2 separate regions of the Homo sapiens genome follow, and region 1 is linked to region 2. The links are chromatin contacts, found by Hi-C or POLR2A ChIA-PET in ENCODE. All regions are on one chromosome and are shown on one strand. The core of a region is the stretch at or near the end of the contact, and the rest is flanking DNA. Distances in the headings are between cores, read along the strand shown. Region 1 overlaps MAPRE2 (microtubule associated protein RP/EB family member 2). Region 2 holds the start of INO80C (INO80 complex subunit C).

What was found. A loop is a pair of places that touch in the nucleus more often than their neighbours do. ChIA-PET counts read pairs that join two places held with the same protein, here RNA polymerase II (POLR2A). Pooled maps may share reads with other maps.
Region 1: a loop to region 2 is called in a pooled map, with 2.7 times the contacts of the local background. The contact joins the enhancer-like site here to the promoter of INO80C in region 2. A Hi-C loop is called at or near these places in 1 of 168 maps with a recorded cell type or tissue (K562) and 5 of 50 pooled maps. POLR2A ChIA-PET finds 5 or more read pairs at or near these places in 1 of 52 experiments (activated T-cell).

Annotation. Positions count from the first base shown.
Region 1 is chr18:35,105,368-35,108,655 of GRCh38, forward strand. All of the region lies in intron 4 of MAPRE2 (microtubule associated protein RP/EB family member 2), which reads left to right. Among named protein-coding and RNA genes, the nearest start is that of MAPRE2, 66 kb to the left of the region's middle. Within about 2 kb of position 1,549, at least 3 of the 41 ENCODE cell types and tissues checked have a DNase peak (open chromatin) inside an H3K27ac peak, as active enhancers do.
Region 2 is chr18:35,496,652-35,499,964 of GRCh38, forward strand. INO80C (INO80 complex subunit C) reads right to left here and starts at 1,309. Exons shown (of 5, transcript NM_194281.4): 1 at 1,068-1,309. The coding sequence starts at 1,223. RefSeq lists enhancers at 327-476, 747-866, 1,217-1,486.

The sequences.
Region 1 (3,288 bases), core at 299-2,798, 390 kb before region 2:
TTTCTAATAAAATATGCTCTGATTTTTGGGCATTGTAGGGTAGTAAAACTATACTGGGGGTATATCACATATAGAGTGTTATTATTAAAAGCCATGATAGGAGAAAGGCTCCTATAAATGCATTAAGACCTCATTTTTTCTAGAAGTCATATCCAGTTATTGGGAATACAGCCAAGATAATATAAGCCAAAATGTCTTCCAAGAGTCAGAATAGGTGCTATAAAATGTATGCACCTTAGTCTTCATTCATGAGTTTCTGAGGTACTTACCCAGAGTGTGTTTGCTCTTTCTTAATTTAGACATAATTGTAATAAAGATGGGGATGTGGTTTCTTAGCACATAGCTCATTAGGGCAAGGAATATACAGGTATCAATAGAAAGTACAAACCTCAGTTAAAAAAAAAAACTTAAAACCTTACTAAAGAGCCTCATAGTATCCTGGGATCTTTATTACAAAATCAAATCGTTCCATTGCCTCTCAGTAGTCTTTAGTATATGTATGACACCAGCAGGCAGTCATCAATACTCTCATAGGTCCCTTACAATTCTTAGAATTGTCATAATTCTCTGTAATATTGACCCTGATTTATTTCCCTCATGAGCTCTATTTTTACATTATCTAAACTGGCACCCCTGCTTGTGGGAGTCACTCAAAGCCGTTCTCTTTATACACAGTCTGCTTTTGTTCATCTGAAATTTAGAGCAAATGAAAGGTGATGGTCAGCGGTCTGGAAAATTCACATATCTGTATCACATTTATATCACAGTGTTGCCAGGTCACTAACATGTAGCAGTAATTTTGTTCCCACCTCTAAGCCTTGGTCATTTCTTAATTATCTGCATTAGTGGACGTAAGCAGTGGCTGGTATCATCAAAAACAGGTGATAGTCCTTAATTTTTTTTTATTTTGAGTTTGGAATACTTGATTTATTTTTTTAGTGGATTTATCTCTCCCCCAAAATTTCCTTAGGCCAATATTAAAATTAGCTTATGTCCTAACTATTATACAGTAAGAGCAGTAAGTGGCAGCTCCCAAACATTTTGTATGACAGAGGGACCAGATTAGAGTGGAAAAAGTGATCCTGGAGTAGATTGTCACCATGAAAGGACTCAGTCTACATTAGCAAGAAAAAAAATTGTGCTTTTACATTGTACAGACTACTTATATAAGCATGCACCAGAGATTGCTTATGTATAAAATAGATACATTCTAAATACTTGGTGCATCCTGTTTTTTTAAGAACATGCTAGATTTTTCAACCATTTTGATACAGATAAAAGCTTTTCTTTATGATTCAGAGAAGCCTTAGAATAGTTTGGCTGTGGCTTCTCTGTGTGTCGTTGGGGACTTTACTGTAACAAGCTTACTGCATAAGCAGAGGCTGTCACCTAAGGGTAAATGGCTGCTTGGTAAGTTTTATTGTCTACATTCTGAGGAGTTGCATCTTGAATTGGTTTTAATCTACCAACCAGGGGCATGTATTAAAATACACATTTTCACAATGATAGATATATAAGTACATGCATCATTGTGAATCATGATGTTTGTAAATTTATTGCTATGAGCCATATCTGCAACTCAAGATAGCTGTTGGTGGGGATTGGTTTTTATGTGTGAACACTTACTAAACATAAAAGGAAATTCAAAGTTATGTAGTTACTATAGCAACGACAGCTAAGACACATTGCAGATTCACATACATTCATGTATTTAAATCAAACGCCCATATATAAATATAGTGTGATAGATTTAGAGTTGCTATGGAAATTGAGTTTGAGCTTTCTGCTTTCCTTAGGGACTTCAGTGTTTTAGCCTTAAAATCAGATTAATAGGAATGCCACAAAAGTGGTTTCAAAAGGAAGCAACCTAAGTAGAATAGAATAAAGTATTTGAGCAATCATAATTAAATCCCTAAATGTAGATTTGAATAAATCCTAAGGTGTTTTTCAAGAACATTGTTGAATATTTGAATATTCTCACTCAACAATTACCCTTAATGTTGGGTTTTCTAAGGCTGTTTGTATGACTGTAAAATGTAATCATGTTTATTCATTTATTTGTTTAGCAATGTATGAGCATTTGTTGAGCACCTGTCATCTAAGTACTCATCACCTCTCACCTTCTTTTGGGAAATAAGAATTGCTTTACTTTGTTGGGTTTTTTGTTTGTTTGCTTTGCTTTTTAAGAGAAGCAGTAAAAAATAGCAGTAAGGAGTGGTTTTCATCCTTGTTCTGATCTTGGCTTTATGGCCCAGGATGTAGTCTTTTTTGGTCAGCGGACCACATGCACTTGAAAAGAATGTGTATTCTGCAGTAGTTGGTTGTATAGTGTTTTAGAAATATCAGTTAGATCAAGGTGTTTGATGGTATTATTCAGATCTTCTATGTGCGTTTTTTTACTTACCTAATACCAGTGTCAGAGTAAACAGATCTGTATTTTATGGATTTTTTTGTTGTCCAGTTCTAACATTTGCTGCAGAGTCTGTTGAATTTTCCTGCATTGATCATGGAATTGTCCATTTTTCCCTTTAATTCTCTCCATTTTTGTTTCTTGTATTTTAGTGCTCTATTACTAGATGTATATGTATTTATGTATTTACGAGTGTTAAGTCATCCTGTTGAATTGACCTTTTTTGTCTTCTTCTAAAAAAAAAAAGGGATACATGTGCAGAACGTACAGGTTTGTTACATAGGTATATGTGTGCCATGATGGTTTGCTGCACCTATTGACCAGTCCTCTAAGTTCCCTCCCCTCACCCACAACACCCAAACAGGCCCCAGTGTATGATGTTCCCCTCCCTGTGTCCATGTGTTCTCACTGTTCACTTCCCACTTTGAGTGAGAACATGCAGTGTTTGGTTTTCTGTTCCTGTGTTAGTTCGCTGAGGAAGATGGCTTCCAGCTTTATCCACATCCCTGCAAAGGACATGATCTCATTCCTTTTTATGGCTGCATAGTGTTCCATGGTATATATGTACCACATTTTCTTTATCCAGTCTGTCATTGATGGGCATTTGGGTTGGTTCCATGTCTTTGCTATTGTAAACAGTGCTGCAGTAAACATATGTGTGCATGTGTCTTTATAGCAGAATGATTTATATTCCTTTGGGTATATACTCAGTAATGGGATTGCTGGGTCAAATGGTTTTTCTGATTCTAGATCCTTCAGAAATCATCATACTGTCCTCCACAATGGTTGAAGTAATTTACATTCCCACCAACAGTGTAAAAACATTCCTATTTCTCCACAGCCTCGCCAGCATCTATTGTTTCCTGACTTTTTAATAA
Region 2 (3,313 bases), core at 59-2,558:
GGGCTTAAGTGATGCTCTTGTAGTTGGGACTAAAGGCGTGCACCATCACGCCCAGCTATTTGTAAATTTGGATGGGGGTTGGGGAGCAGGTCTCGAACTCCTGTCCTCAAGCAATCCTCTCACCTTGGCCTCTCAAAGTGCTGGGATACAGGCGTGAGACAGGATTCTTGAAGATCTGTGGTTCAGCCAGTATTCTTGAAAATTTGTGCATTGTACTCTGTGTAAATCTTACTATAGCAAAGTATTTAATATTAAAAGGTTAAAATAAAAAGCACTACCAATCACCTACAGAAGAAGGAACAAGATTTCTAGAACAGCCACTGACTGACTGGGTGAACGGTGGTGTCACACCATATGCTGAGGAGCACAAAGTAACACACTCTATCTCTGCTTTTTTGCTTTGAATAAAATGCAGGAGCCAGAGAAAACACTAATCAAGCCACTCCCTGCTGAAAATTCATTGCTGGAATTACGGAACCTAGATTGTTCAGAGGCCCTGACGTCTGAGCCAGGCGCTGAGCTCAGTGCCTTTACACTCATTACTTCATAACCTTAACAAGCCCATGAGTTAAGACCAAACCTGCCTTTGGATTGGGAAACCCAGGGTCAAAAAAGCACTTTTCTCAGGATGAGAGAAAGCATACTTATCAATACATCTTGTATTCATCCATGCAGGACATTACAGCGCTATGCGCCTCAAAGACACTGGGTAGATGTCTGCAGAATGGACGAGGGGAAGACACGCAAATTTCTGAATGACTGACACTCATTAGTCCTGAACCTCATGCTAAAGGCGACCTCGAGGGGAAGAGGCAGTCCTTCTATTAATACTAAGTCAGTAATAACCTCCCTACTTCTTCTTCTCTCCTTACAACACAAGGCGTTGTAAGCCCATGTGTCCAAACGAAGGGAAAGAGTAGTCATTCACTCCGCGGGGCAGCGTCTTTCAACCCCAACGGAGACCGCACGCGCAGCGCCCCACATTACGCACGCGCCCTGGCTCGGCTCCGCCCCGCCAAGTCCCGTTTCGCGACGCGCACGCGCAGCCTGGGAGCGCGACTGCGTACCTGCGCAAAGCTGGAAGCGGACGCTTTTTTCTTCTTACTGGCGCCATAGCCCCCGCCGCTGCTGCCATTGTGGGAAGGGCTGGCCGGCCTCTTCTTGCTGTTCCGGACTATTCCGGGAGTGGAAGTGGTGGCCACAATTGGAATTTGCGCCGCCATCGCACTCCGAGTCTTCCCCTGGTCCCCCCACCTTTTTCCCAGCGCGGGCCTTGGAACTTCCTTTCCGCTGTTACTTCCGTCTTGATGCTTGAAAACCCGGCCTGGACTCCAAGCTGTAGCTGGCTTCTCTCGGTGCAATCTAAAAGGCGGAGCTCGGAGTAGCCTGTGCCGTCGGGACGGGAAGATGTCAGCGGGCGTTGTCCTGCCACTCGGGCGCTCTGGGCGTGGGCCTTGGGTGGGGCACGTGCCTGGAAATCCCCATTGATAGAGGAATAGAAAATCTCCCAATCTTTTTAAGTAACTACGTTTTAAAAAATTAATGAGCGTGTTGTCTTTTCTCATATAGAAGAGTGATTACTTTTGATGTCTGTAAGCCTAAAGCTGGGGTCGTTCTCAGTAGACCGCCAAGCTACTGGCTTCTCCCTCTATCCCTCCCTGCCTTCCCACGCGGAAAAGGTTTGTATATAAATAGCGCCCAAATGGACATGAAGGGTAGAGTGGTTCTTAATCTCTCCCTTTTTTTTTTTCTTTTATTTGAGACGGAGTTTCGCTCTTGTTGTCCAGGCTGGAGTGCAATGGCGCGATCTCGGCTCACTGCAAACTCCGCCTCCCGGGTTCAAGCGATTCTCCTGCCTCAGCCTCCCGAGTAGCTGGGATCACAGGCATGTGCCACCATGCCCGGCTAATTTTGTATTTTTAGTAGAGACGGGGTTTCTCCATGTTGGTCAGGCTGGTCTCGAGCTCCCGACCTCAGGTGATCTGCCCGCCTCGGCCTCCCTAAGTGCTGGGATTACAGGCGTAAGCCACCACGCCCGGCCGGTTCTTAATCTCTTAGGATTCACAGACTCTTGAGCATGGAATCTGTGCTTCCTATCCCTGCCGCACACCCCCACCTCCCCACCACCCCATTAAATGTATACAGACACAGACAAAATTTTACAGATTTCAGGGAGGTCACAGATCTACTAAAACCTATTTAGGAACCTGAGTCCCCCTACCCGCCTTGTTCTTTGCCTCATTCTACCCTATATTTTTACAGAACCTTTGCGACATCATATAACTAAATGATTTATAATCGGATGGTTAATGTCTTTTTTGGCTCCTGCTAGAATGTAATCTGTATGAGGGAAGGGTCAGTTATGTCTTGTTAACTTATCAGTCCCCCCAATCACAGTACCTTGCAAGTCATTGGTGCATTATAAGTATTTTTAATGATGTATTTAACGAATGAACTAACTCCCTGCAGTGATTGGTGGAAGCTACTATGTTTGAATACAGGAAGTTGATGTATATGAGTCTTGATATTTGAAATAAACAGGCTGCACAATGACTTAGAGGTGAGAGAGAAGGAGCAGTTAGGGAAACTTGCAATATTGTTACTGACATATTTTTTCCTTTAGAGAAAGGAATAAGCCTACCAGTGTTGAAATGTTCTTTCCCACACCCCATCTCCATCCCTATCCTCATCTAAAGCTAGTCTTTTCCTCATTCCTTAACTCAAGGACTCACCTCCAACAAGCCAGTCACCTAAGCAAACTCTACTGTCCCCACCTCCTCCCATTCCTCACCTCCTCAGCTCGCTTCTCTCCTTCACGGCTCCTGCCCTGGTGAATCTGTATCCCATGTCTACATCTCAGCAACAGCCTCCAGATGGACGTTTCGGCCGCCATCTTTCCCTTATCCATTCCTGACCCCAGACCATCCTTCACACTGGCTGCCAGAATGGGATTTCTAAATTACAAATATAATCATACCACTTACTTTCTTACATTCTTCAGGGCCCTTTTGCCTTCAGGGTAAAATTTTTTTTTTACCTTCAGGGTAAGAACGTTTTGGCTTGTCATACAAGGTCCTTAATGACTGGGCTCTGGGCCGGGCGCGGTGGCTCACACCTGTAATCCCAACACTTTGAGAGGCTGAGGCGGGCAGATCACAAGGTCAGGAGATAAAGGCCATCCTGTCCAACACGGTGAAACCTCGTCTCTACTAAAAATACAAAAATTAGCTGAGTATGGTGGCATGCGCCTGTAATCCCAGCTACTCAGAAGGCTGAGGCAGGAGAATCGCTTGAACCCGGGAGATTGCAGTGA